2 separate regions of the Homo sapiens genome follow, and region 1 is linked to region 2. Evidence: read pairs that join two places in POLR2A ChIA-PET (ENCODE). Cell type or tissue: OCI-LY7. All regions are shown on one strand. Links, peaks and the distances in the headings refer to the core of each region. The heading gives the core; the rest is flanking DNA.

Evidence for each region. ChIA-PET counts read pairs that join two places held together with the same protein. Peaks named below come from ENCODE experiments on the same cell type or tissue, not always from the same donor. Only the 100,000 strongest peaks of a DNase experiment are listed, where the experiment ranks them.
Region 1: POLR2A ChIA-PET joins it to region 2 with 7 read pairs; 1 of 35 experiments calls an interaction of 5 or more read pairs at or near these places.

What each region holds. Positions count from the first base shown.
Region 1 is chr16:53,058,004-53,060,503 of GRCh38, forward strand. All of the region lies in intron 1 of CHD9 (chromodomain helicase DNA binding protein 9), which reads left to right. Among named protein-coding and RNA genes, the nearest start is that of CHD9, 4.3 kb to the left of the region's middle. RefSeq lists an enhancer at 26-75. In OCI-LY7, for the core only: no CTCF peak of the experiment used is centred there; DNase peaks (open chromatin) are centred at 688 and 948; H3K4me3 peaks cover 1,407 bases; H3K27ac peaks cover 2,500 bases.
Region 2 is chr16:53,454,006-53,463,639 of GRCh38, forward strand. It overlaps RBL2 (RB transcriptional corepressor like 2), which reads left to right. Exons shown (of 22, transcript NM_005611.4): 8 at 651-837; 9 at 5,446-5,612; 10 at 7,736-7,845; 11 at 8,547-8,650. Among named protein-coding and RNA genes, the nearest start is that of RBL2, 24 kb to the left of the region's middle. In OCI-LY7, for the core only: a CTCF peak has its summit at 3,892; a DNase peak (open chromatin) is centred at 3,836; H3K4me3 peaks cover 881 bases; H3K27ac peaks cover 1,952 bases.

The DNA.
Region 1 (2,500 bases), core at 1-2,500, 400 kb before region 2:
CTTGTCTGTTAGGTAAGCTTCGTTCAGGCATGAGTTATAGTGCAGTTGGCTGAGTTCAGTGTTAATGAATAATATGTATATATATCAACAATATATATCAAATAAGGTGTCTTTTGTCTTTGTTTTTGTTTTTTTGAGATGGAGTCTCACTCTGTCTCCCAGGCTGGAGTGCAGTGGCACGATGTCAGCTCACTGCAGTCTCCACCTCTGGAGTTCAAGCGATTCTCCTGCCTCAGCCTCCCATGTAGCTGGTACTACAGGCACATGCCACCACGCCCAGCTAATTTTTGTATTTTTAGTAGAGACGAGGTTTCACCATGTTGCCCAGGCTGGTCTCGAGCTCCCGACCTCAGGTGATCACCCACTTTGGCCTCCAAAGTGCTAGGATTACAGGCTCAAGCCACAGCACCTGGCCTATAAGGTATCTTTAAACAGAAACACACATAAACAAAGGTTATGCATTGATCTGCCAGGCAGAAGGTGGGGTTAGAAAAAGATGTTTCTGGCAGAAAGGTCAGCATGTACAGAGATAGCCAAGAGCTTGGCAAGGCCAGGGGACTCAAGGAGAGCCAGTGGGCAGGGAGTGTGGTGGTGAAAGGGAGAGAGGCTGGGGCCAGGCGGCTCAGTGTCTTGTGGGCAGCTCTCATTTCATCCGATTAGCACGGTAATCCTGGCAGGTTGGACAGGATCATTTCCGCCTTTGAGAGATGATGAAATTGACGTTCCATGCTGTTAAATGACTTGCCCAAAGTTGCACTGCTGGTAAGCAGCAACACCCCCCACCCTCCAACTTAATCTAATGTTGACCAGACATTTGGGTTTTTTGTTTTGTTTTGTTTTGTTGGTTTTTGGTTTCTTTTGTTGTTGTTTTTAAGACACAGGGTCTTGCTCTGTCACCCATGCCTCCTGTAGTGGTATGATCATAGCTACTGCAGCCTCAACCTCCTGAGCTCGAGGGATCCTCCCACCCAGCCAAGTAGCTGGGGCTACAGGTGCACACCATCATGCCCAGCTAATTTTTTAAGTAGGGTCTTACTGTGTTGCCTAGGCTGGTCTCCAACTCCTAGACTCAAGTGTTTCTCCTGCCTTGGCCTCTCAAAGCACTGAGATTACAAGCATGATCTACCTTACCTGGCCAACATTTGGGTATTGATCAGAAATCTCAGGACGTGGGCTGGAGGTTTGGTTTGTTCTGGGGAGAAATCAGTAACTAAGTGGTGGTGAAAGTGATCAAGCGTCGATGAAACCACGTGGGATAGTGGCAGGGTGTGGAGAAGAAAATTTCTCATGTCCTTTAAAAAAGAAAAATATTTCTGGTGGCTGGGCACAGTGGCATATGCCTGTAATCCCAGCACTTTGGGAAGCAGAAGTGGGAGGAATGCTTGAGGCCAAGAGTTCAAGACTAGCCTGGGCAACATAGTGAGACCCCCACCTCTATCTTTAACAACAAGAAAAATGGAAAAAAAATTTAGTCAAAAAATATTACTGGTATAAAGACATGAATTCCTCTGTGAAAGAGTCTTAGGTACTTGCAGAGGGTGGGAGTAATGACCATGGTCATAAAGATGTGGCAAAAGGAAATGTGAGGTTCTGATTCAAACTGCCCCCAAATACTAGGTCTGGGCATCGGCCTCCCCACTCATGGGGCAGCCAGGCCTCAATCTGCCTCTTGTCTCTGCAGGATAATGACCGTGAACAGGCATCAGCAAACTTTTTCTGTAAAGGTCCAGAGAGTAAATATTTTGAGCTTTATGGACCATAGGGTTTCAGTTGCAACTGCAGTAAATTCTCAATTAATGTCCTCGTTAGGTTCTTAGAAACTGCAACTTTAAGCGAAATGACGTACAGTAAGTCCAAGTAACGTCGTTTCTTGTAATGTTGATGAGAAACTGCCACTGTAGAGTAAAAGCAGCCGTAGATGGTATGTAAACAAATGAGTATATCTGGGTTCCAATAAAGCTTTATGGACACTGAAGTTTTGAATTTCACATAATTTTTCTGTGTCACAAAATATTATTCTTTAAACATTTTTTTCAACCATTTAAAAATGTAAAAGCTGGCCAGGCATGGTGGCTCATATCTGTGATCCCAGGACTTTGGAAGACCAAGGAGGGAGGATTGCTTGGGGCCAGGAGTTCAAGACCAGCCTGGGCAACATAGCAAGACCCCCATCTCTACAAACAAACAAACAAATAAATAATGTAAAAACCATTCTTAGCTCACAGGCTATACAAAAACAGGCAGTAGGCTGGATGTGGCCTGTGGGCTGTAGTTTGCTGACTCCTGATCCCGAATAATGAGACCTGAGGATCAGAAGGATACTAGGTAGGTTGGGTGCAGTGGCTCATGCCTGTAGCCCCAGCACTTTGTGAAGCTGAGGCAGGAGGATTGCTTGAGGCCAGGAGTTCAAGGTCAGCCTGGGCAACATAGTGAGACCTCATTTCTATTTTAAAAATTTTAAAAATTAGCTGGGGCCTGGATTGGTGGCTCACACCTGTAA
Region 2 (9,634 bases), core at 2,712-5,211:
TTTTGGAACTATATGGGTGAAAATTGATGATGTGTAAGTGTGGAAGTCTTCAGGGGTGCCTAGAGCAGCTAGACAGATAGTTAAGCTTCTCACCGGAAGTTGCACCTACCAGCAGCTGAAACACTGTCAGCAAAATACTTGTACTGTGTGATGGATGAGCTTGGGGATAGCAGGATTACATGTGATACTATCCAGTTTTTGTTTTGTTTTGTTTTTTGAGATGGAGTCTCGCTGTGTCGCCCAGGCTGGAATGCAGTGGCATGATCTCGGCTCACTGCAACCTCTGCCTCCCAGGTTCAAGCGATTCTTCTGCCTCAGCCTCCTGAGTAGCTGTGAATACAGGCACGTGCCACCATGCCCAGCTAATTTTTGTATTTTTAGTAGAGACAGGGTTTCACCATATTGGCCAGGCTGGTCTCAAACTCCTGACTTCGTGATCCACCTGCCTCAGCCTCCCAAAGTGCTGGGATTACAGACGGGAGCTACTGCACCCAGCTATACTATCCAGTTCTTATAACTACAAGTTACCCTACCAAAGTTTAACTTTCAAAAAACTATTAGAACTTTTAGTAAATAAAAAAATGAAATAATTAATTGAAATGGCAGTTCTGTGAGAGAGTACATTTTGTCTGTATTTGTTTTTCCTATAGTAAAGCCATCAATAAGGCCTATGAGGAGTATGTTTTATCTGTTGGGAATTTAGATGAGCGGATATTTCTTGGAGAGGATGCTGAGGAGGAAATTGGGACTCTCTCAAGGTGTCTGAACGCTGGTTCAGGAACAGAGACTGCTGAAAGGGTGCAGATGAAAAACATCTTACAGCAGCATTTTGACAAGGTGAGTTTAGCCATGCCAGAAGAGTAGAAATACAGGAGCAGGTAAGCCAGGGGTTCTTTTTTATTTTGGTAATTTCATGTTTGTGTTTTACTTGCCTACAGTATGAAGGAGAAAATTCTCATCATACTTCTCTTAATTGAAAAAGGTATCTCTATGATATTTGCTTTGTTAATATCAACTTTCATTCATTTTAGTGAGGTCTGAGAAAAAGAAATTAATATAAATTTAAACAAATGTGTCATGCTGATAATTGTTGGTTTTAAAAAGATGGGCCAGTAATATATGGTCTTATATGTAGTGAACATAGTGTAGGCATTTAGAAAGTGATAATTGACCTGACTGGGGCCTTCATTTAAGAGACTGGAGAAAATGAGGATCTACAGTCTTTAAGAAAATTCTTTTAAACTGAATTTCAGGACCACGTGGTATTATTTCAAACAGACACTTAGAGTGATGCAGGCCAAGAGTTTCCCTTCTGCTATGTGGTGGAACAGAAAACACCAAACTTCTGGCAAGTGCCACCAGGGAAACACTGGGTAATCCAAGGGCCAGTTCACCTGGAAGTGAGCTGCTTCAGACTTGAGACTGGTCTGCTTATTCATTCAACAGATATTCCTAAAGCATTTTATATGTCAGGTTGTGTCCTGGACACTGGAGATAAAGCAGTGAACAAAATAACCACGAGAACCCTGTTCTAAAGAAGCTTATATTCCAGTGTGGGGAGATGGACAGGAGATAAACAAGTAAATATATAGTATGTTGGGTGATGATAGATGAAGAAAATAGAGTAGTAATACAAAATATTGAGGGGAGGGGAGAATGGGATGGGTGGGCTGTGGTAGGTAAGGTGGTTGGGAACGGTGTCACACACCAGAAGTAAGTGAGGAAGCAAGCCATATGAATAGCTGGGTAAATGTATTTGAAGCTGAGAGCATAACAAATGCAAAGCCGTGAGGTTGGAACAGGATTAGCTTTTTGGAGGAACAGTGAGAATGCTAGTGTGGTAGGAATAGAGTGAGGGAAAAAGTGGTAAGAAGTGACGGGAGGCCAGGTGTGATGGCTCATACTTGTAATCCTAGCACATTGGGAGACTGAGGCAGAAGACTGCCTGAGCCCAGGAGTTCAAGACTAGTCTGGGCAACAAAGTGAGACCCCGTCTCTACATAAAATATTAATACAAAAAATAAGCTGGCCATGGTTGTGTCCACCTGTGGGCCCAGCTACTTGCGAGGCTGAGTTAGGAGGATTCGTTGAGCCCAGGAGTTCCAGGCTGCAGTGAGCCGTGATCGCGTCACTGCCCTCCAGCCTGGGTGACAGAGCAAGAGCCTGTCTTTAAAAAAAAAGAAAAGAAGAAGAAAAAGAAATGCAGGGAAGAGGGAACAAGAGAGCCAGACAGACCGTGTAGGCTTTGGAAGCCATCGTAAGGACTTTTGCTTCTGCTCTGATTGAGGTGAAAGCCATTAAGAGGGTTATTAAGAGGAGTGACTGATTTACATTTTTAAAGGTCTTCTGGGAAAGTGGGATTAGAGGCAAGGGTGGAAGTAGGGAGTTAAGAAGCTATTGGAATGATTCTGGCAATAGTTTATGGTGGCTTGCTTCAGAGAATGGTTTGTAGCTGGGCCATATTTTGGAGATGGCACCCACAGGATTTACCGAGGGTTTGTATCTAGGGTATGAGAAAAAGAGAACAGTGATGTCTCCAGTTGGGTGAATGATATAAAAGCTAAAATCCTGACAAGTGCCTGTAATGTTGTAAGTTATCTGGCCCTGGCTCTCTCTGAATTCATCTACTTTCCTCCCTCCTCACCCACTTATGCCACATTAACCTCCTTTTTTGTTCTTCAGATATGCCAGGCATGCCTGCAACACAAAGCCTTTGCCTTTGCAATTCCCTCTGCCTAAACTGTATTGCTTCAAGAGACTCATGTGGCTTCCTTCTCACTTCATTCTGGTCTCTGATAACCCAACTGCTATGTCAATAATAACCACAACATCCTCCCCAACCCTCAGGACTTCTTTTCCCCCTGACTCTGCTTGCTAGTGTTTCTCTTCGTATTTATCACTGTCTGACAGTAAGTAGGGAGGTAGGTAGAAAGAATTGTTTATTACCTGTCTCCTTGCATTAGAATATAAGCTTCACCAAGGCTGTGACCAGTGTTGTATGCAGCGCTTGGCACATAGTAGACATTCGGGGAACATTTACTACTGAAATTTATTAAGAGGGAAGAGCAAGTCTGGGGGAAGGGGAATCAAGAGTTAGGGTTATTAGCATGTTAAATTAGAGATGTCTTTTAAGCATCCTAGTAGAGAAGTTGAATAGACAGTTGAGGTATACAAGACCGGAGTTCACAGTTCACAGTAGAGGTTAGGGGTTGTGTATATATGTCCTGGGGTCATCAGGGTGGGTACAGATAGCTTTTTTTTTTTTTTTTTTTGAGATGGAGTCTCGCTCTGTCACCCAGGCTGGAGTGCAGTGGTGCAATCTCGGCTCACTGTGACCTCTGCCACCTGGGTTCAAGCGATTCTCCTGCCTCAGCCTCCTGAGTAGCTGGGATTACAGGTGCCTGCCACCATGCCCAGCTAATTTTTTGTATTTTTAGTAGAAACGGCATTTCACCATCTTGGCTAGTCTGGTCTTGAACTCCTGACCTCATGATCTTCCCGCCTCGGCTTCCTGAAGTGCTGGGATTATAGGCGTGAGCCACCATGCCCAGCCGTAGATGGCTTTTAAAGCTATAAAATGAGGAGGGATTACTTAGAGGTATGAATTGAGAGAGAATACAAGAGGACTAAGGACAAAGCTCAGGGTCACTCCAAATTTTGTAAGTCTTCATTTGGAGATGGAACATCCTAATATTTTTAAGATACCGACTTAATATTTGCACCCAAGTTAAAGATTCCTCTTGATCAGAATGAACAGGAAGCTTTAAGCTAAGCACAGTGCTACCAAGAAGCACCATGTTGACCTTGAGGACTCTGGCAGGAAGCTGTTTGTGGTTGTCACACCTAGTTTCCTCTGTGAAACTACTGCTGCCTGTGGGTGATGTGGTTATATGCTGCTGGCTGCTGTTGATTCTCCTGTTTGTGTACAAGGTGTTTTTCCCTCCCAGTGCCTCCCAATGTAGGCATCGGTTCATGCACAGTGAAGTAGTTGGCTGCAAGAAACCTTGTAAGGCAGGGAGCAGCCTTTTGAATGCAATAATCTACCCAAATCATTTTATTGACTTAATTATAGAATGAATTTCTTTGAAACAAAGTGAAAGTCTTAGTTGTATTACACTTTAAGACATAGAGAAAACATGTAGGTTTGTTTCTGTATACAGTAAATTTCTGTGCTTTTCTATATCTTATGAAACTTGAATAGTTGGCTCTGTTGCCAGGTGAAAGTTTTGCTAGGTTTTTTAAAAAATTAGAATAAGTACATTTAATACACAGGGAAATTTTATCTTGAATATTAAAAGACATTGTTAAGCTATCTTAACCTTTCAGAGTTTATTTGAAAAATCAGAAAGATGTTTTACTGGCTCCTTTGACACCAAGTCACATCTTCTCCATATTTATTGTCAAGAATGTTGACTTTAACTTATTTCTCTGAAGACCTGTCTACCTTAGGGGGAGAACCTGTGATAGATTCTGGTAACCAAAGGTAGAGGAGGGGCAGGAAGACCAATGAAGGCTGTTCTGCATCAAGTTGCCTTTTTAGGGAATGTTCAACTTATTATCTGTCTCTGAAGCAAATTTGAATATTTGGATGGTGGGTGTATTAATTCATTTTAACGCTGCTGATAAAGACATGCCCAAAACTGGGAACAAAAAGAGGTTTAATTGGACTTACAGTTCCACATGACTGGGGAGTCCTCAGAATCATGGTGTGAGGCGAAAGGCACTTCTTAGGTGGCGGTGGCAAGAGAAAAATGAGGAAGAAGCAAAAGTGGAAACCCCTGATAAGGCCGTCAGATCTCGCGAGACGTATTCACTATCACAAGAATAGAACGGGAAAGACTGGCCTCCATAATTCAATTACCTCCCACTGGGTGCCTCACACAGCACATGGGAATTCTGGGAAATACAATTCAAGTTGAGGCTTCGATGCAGACATAGCCAAACCATATCAGTAGGCTTTTGTTAAATCATGGATTTTTTTTGGAACCAAATTTAATCACAATTTTCTTTTATCTTTGAGTGTCTGCAAAAATAGCAGTAGATGGGAATTGTGAAATTCTGTTTCTCAGAGCTGAGAATAATCTTAATTTTTCAGGTGAGCAGAATGCTTATCTTTGCCTCCGAGCATAAGTTTTACAAGAGGGAATGTAGGGAGCTGTACCTTATTTTAGAGTTTTAACTTTTAAGAGACAAACTTTTAGTTAGCTAAAATACAAATTATTCTTTCACACCTTCGTCTTCACATGGATATTGGCGGCTCTTAATGCTGTTATGTTTAAATTCCAAGAATGGTGACATTTGAGTCACTAAAATTTATTGATATTGTAAAGATAAAGTCTTACTGGCTTGAAGTCCCATTTGTGAAGTGAATTAAAGTCTTTCTGGCCTAAAATAATGTTCTTTAAAAAATGTTTATTAATTCTGTGTAATTTTTTTTTTCTTTAGTCCAAAGCACTTAGAATCTCCACACCACTAACTGGTGTTAGGTACATTAAGGAGAATAGCCCTTGTGTGACTCCAGTTTCTACAGCTACGCATAGCTTGAGTCGTCTTCACACCATGCTGACAGGCCTCAGGAATGCACCAAGTGAGAAACTGGAACAGATTCTCAGGTTAGTTTGAGCCCTGTCTGCTTTCTAAGATTTGGTTATTGACCATTTTCCAATTTCCTATTCTTTCATTATTAATGCCTTAATTCACCCATGAATAATTTTTTATCAATTGTATACTCAGTCCTGTTGTGAGTCTATAGAGGACCTAGCAATAAGATGTATAAGTGGAAGATCTTCTTTCCTTAGATTTCTTTAATATAATACAAGACACAGTAACTAATAACACCAGACAGTGTAGAGTAAAACACAAAAGTGTCTTATTGCCAACTGTTCTTTCAAGATTTCAGGGAGTGGTGAGGTGGGGGCGGGGGGAAGCTCAGTGATGATGGGAATTGTCAAAGGACTTTATGAAGAGGGTTGAACCTGAGGTAAGTTCTGAAGGGTGACTCAGATTTGAAAAGATTAATAGAGTTCCACATGTTCATAAAGCAGGACAAAAACCACTGTAACTTTTGTAAGCTCTATAAAACATCCTTATCCTGGAAAGGAAGTTCACTGCATTTAGTTCCTTTGATCTCCCTGAGACTGGTAGGAATATCATTGAGTTTTAATTAAAAGCCCAGTAGGCTGAATCTCATCATCTTATGCATAACCTTTGGCAAGTTGATTTGAAAAGTTACCTCCAAGGTCCCTCTCAGTCCTAAAACCTTATGATATGATAACGTAGACCCAAAAGGACCCCATTTTATTTCTGATGATGGTATATCAAGAAGACCCTATATGTACACATAAGTAATTTCCCACTCATAGCCAGGCTTCTTAAATGCCAACTACTTTTCCTTTACATTTTAGTGAAGTCTGCTTTATTCATAAACTTGATTGTGATTTATACTCAACAAGTTATATCTCTGTGGCCTCTTCCTGAGTCATGTTTTTCAGATGCACCTTGTTTGCCTTGAATTTAGAAGCATTTCGTAAATACATTTCAGAAGCCATCTTAATCTCTGTGTCTTCCAGATCGCTTTACAGTTTCTAACTAGGCATAACAGCATTTTAAATCTTAGGTACCATTAGTGGGGTTAAATAAATATTACCAGTAAATACTAGGTAAAATAAAGGGTGCTATTTTTGTTGAAAGGTATGTGTGTGTGTGTTCCCAGAAAAATTCTGCTTGTATATGTATTCAGTAGTTATCTCTAGCAGGACTGTAATTGATTTTTATTCTCTTTATAATTTTTTAAACTTGCTTCATTTTCACAAAGAATATGTATATAATTATATATATATTTGTGATCAAGATAAAAACAGTTGTTACAAAAAGCTTACATGGTGATAATTTGTATAATGCTTCTGGATTGAACATATATTGCTTTCTAATAATAGAAAGACTGAAGTAAACCTCGTTGGCGGGAAAAAAATGTAGAATGCCAGGAACAGTTTATGTGAGTCTGTAGTATGGGTTTTACACCCCTTCATTCTATTTTCTTCCAGGTGTTCTTAATGGGAGTTTTACTGTCCTCTAGGGAAATAGTTAAGGGCAAGTTTGGGATAATCAGTGACTGGGGATGTGTAGGACAGGTGGGGGACAGTCATAGATATCGAATGGGCCCAGGCCAAGGTTGCTAAACTTCCTGCACTGAAAGGTGTATCCCCGGCCGGGCGAAGTGGCTCATTCCTGTAATCCTAACACTTTGGGAGCCTGAGGCAAGTGGATCACTTGAGGCCAGGAGTTCGAGACCAGCCTGGCCAACATGGTGAAACCCCATCTCTACTGAAAATACAAAAATTAGCTGGGCGTGGTGGCAGGTGCCTGCAGTTCCAGCTACTTGGAGGCTGAGGCAGGAGAATCACTTGAACCTGGGAGGTGGAGGTTGCAGTGAGCCAAGACTGCATCACTGCATTCCATCCTGGGTGAAAGAGCGAGACTCTGTCTCAAAAAAAATATATATATATAAAATAAAAGGTGTAGCTCCCACAAGAAAAGTTTTTTTTTTTTTCATTCAAACTGGTAATACCACCACCTTTGAAAAGGAAGTATGGGATCTCTTGGATTAATTTGGGAAGTGTATAGTTTCTGTTCAGAGTGTTTTATATTTACATGTTAGTGAAATTATAGAAACATTTTATCCCCTTGTGACTTGACAAGACCTTTAAATTATGTTATTTCTCATTACCTTTTTTAGGACATGTTCCAGAGATCCAACCCAGGCTATTGCTAACAGACTGAAAGAAATGTTTGAAATATATTCTCAGCATTTCCAGCCAGACGAGGATTTCAGTAATTGTGCTAAAGGTAAGGTTTAACATTGTTATTCTGCTTTTATGTTTGAAGTTTAACTAAATGGAGTCATTTCTTACTAACTAAGAAAGATGAGGAAAAGATTTATGACTTTAGACTGAAGGCTAGGATATGGCTGTCCAATTTTTCTGGTCAACCAACTGATTTCTGAGCCCTTCTCAGTAAGATAGAAATTTTAGAATGGTATCTTTATTATATTGGACTTCTGATGCTTTTTTATCTGCAAATCTTTAGGTTTTTTTTGTAAACTGGAAATTAAATAGAAGTGTAGTGATTCTTCAACATATTGAGAATAAGGACAGGAGATATCACTGTTATGGGCCCAAACCTGGCCTAGGAATTGTTTGCTGTCAGGAATTGGAACTAAGTAGGTGTGGACTAGTAAGCCAATTACATACCTCTTAGCATTGGTCTGTTTTGTTCAAACATAGAGGAAAAAAAAGGGTGTTAGTCTTAAATGATATTACAGTTCCTTATGTGCAAATTTCATTTAATAATTTTAGAAAAATGTGACTGTTACCATGAAGAAAATTAAGGTATCTTAGGGATAATTAAAACACCAATCATAAGAAGTGTGCATATCTAAAGTATTGGGTTGGTTTTGAATTTTATTTTGTGAGTAAAGGAGGAGGAATGGGCCTTTATTTTCTTTGTGTGCCATTTTTGTGGGGTTTTTTTTTTTATTATTTCTACAGAAATTGCCAGCAAACATTTTCGTTTTGCGGAGATGCTTTACTATAAAGTATTAGAATCTGTTATTGAGCAGGAACAAAAAAGACTAGGAGACATGGATTTATCTGTGAGTAAAATAACCAATGTATTGATCAGCGCAATGAAACATAATTTCCTTCCTGCCCTATTCTGTGGGTTGTTTTTTTTACTTTATATATAGTCTCCTTTCATACACAAAAGTTTTTAATTTTGATGAAATCCAATATATTTTTTCACTAGTTGCCTGTGCTTTTGTTTTATGTATGTATGTATGTATGTATTTACCTATTTGAGATGGAGTCTTGCGCTGTCGCCAAGGCTGGAGTGTAGTGGCACGATCTCGGCTCAATGCAACCTCCGCCTCCTGGGTTCAAGCAATTCTCCTGCCTCAGTCTCCCAAATAGCTGGGATTATAGGCATGTGCCACCATGCCCAGCTCATTTTTGTATTTTTCGTAGAGATGGGGTTTTGCCATGTTGGCCAGGCTGGTCTTGAACTCCAGACGTCAGGTGGTCCGCATGCCTTGGCCTCCCAAAGTGCTAGGATTACAGGCGTGAGCCACCGCACCTGGCCTGTTGCCTGTGCCTTTGGTGCTTCAGTAGCTTTTAATTAAAAAATAATAATTATTGACAATGTTGGAAAATTATAAGCAAAAAGAACAAAATAAAAATCATCTATGATTAATGTCATCCTATGATAAACATATTCACTTTTGGTACATGGTCATCTAGCCAGTCACCTGCCTGCCTGCCTTTCTGTTTTTTTGGGTTTGTTGTTGAGACAGAGTCTCACTCTCTTGCCCAGGCTAGAGTGCAGTGGTGCAATCTCGGCTCACTGCAACCTCTGCCTCCCAGATTCAAGTGATTCTTGAACAGTGTTGCCTGGGCTGGTCTCAAACTCTGGACCTCAGGTGATCTGCCTGCTTCGGCCTTCCAAAGTGCTGGAATTACAGGTATGAGCCACCTGCCTGGCCCCTTTCAATATTTTTTTTTCCTTTTTTTTTTTTTTTTTTTTTTTTGAGCCAGAGTTTCGCTCTTGTTGCTCAGGCTGGAGTGCAGTGGTGCAACGTCGG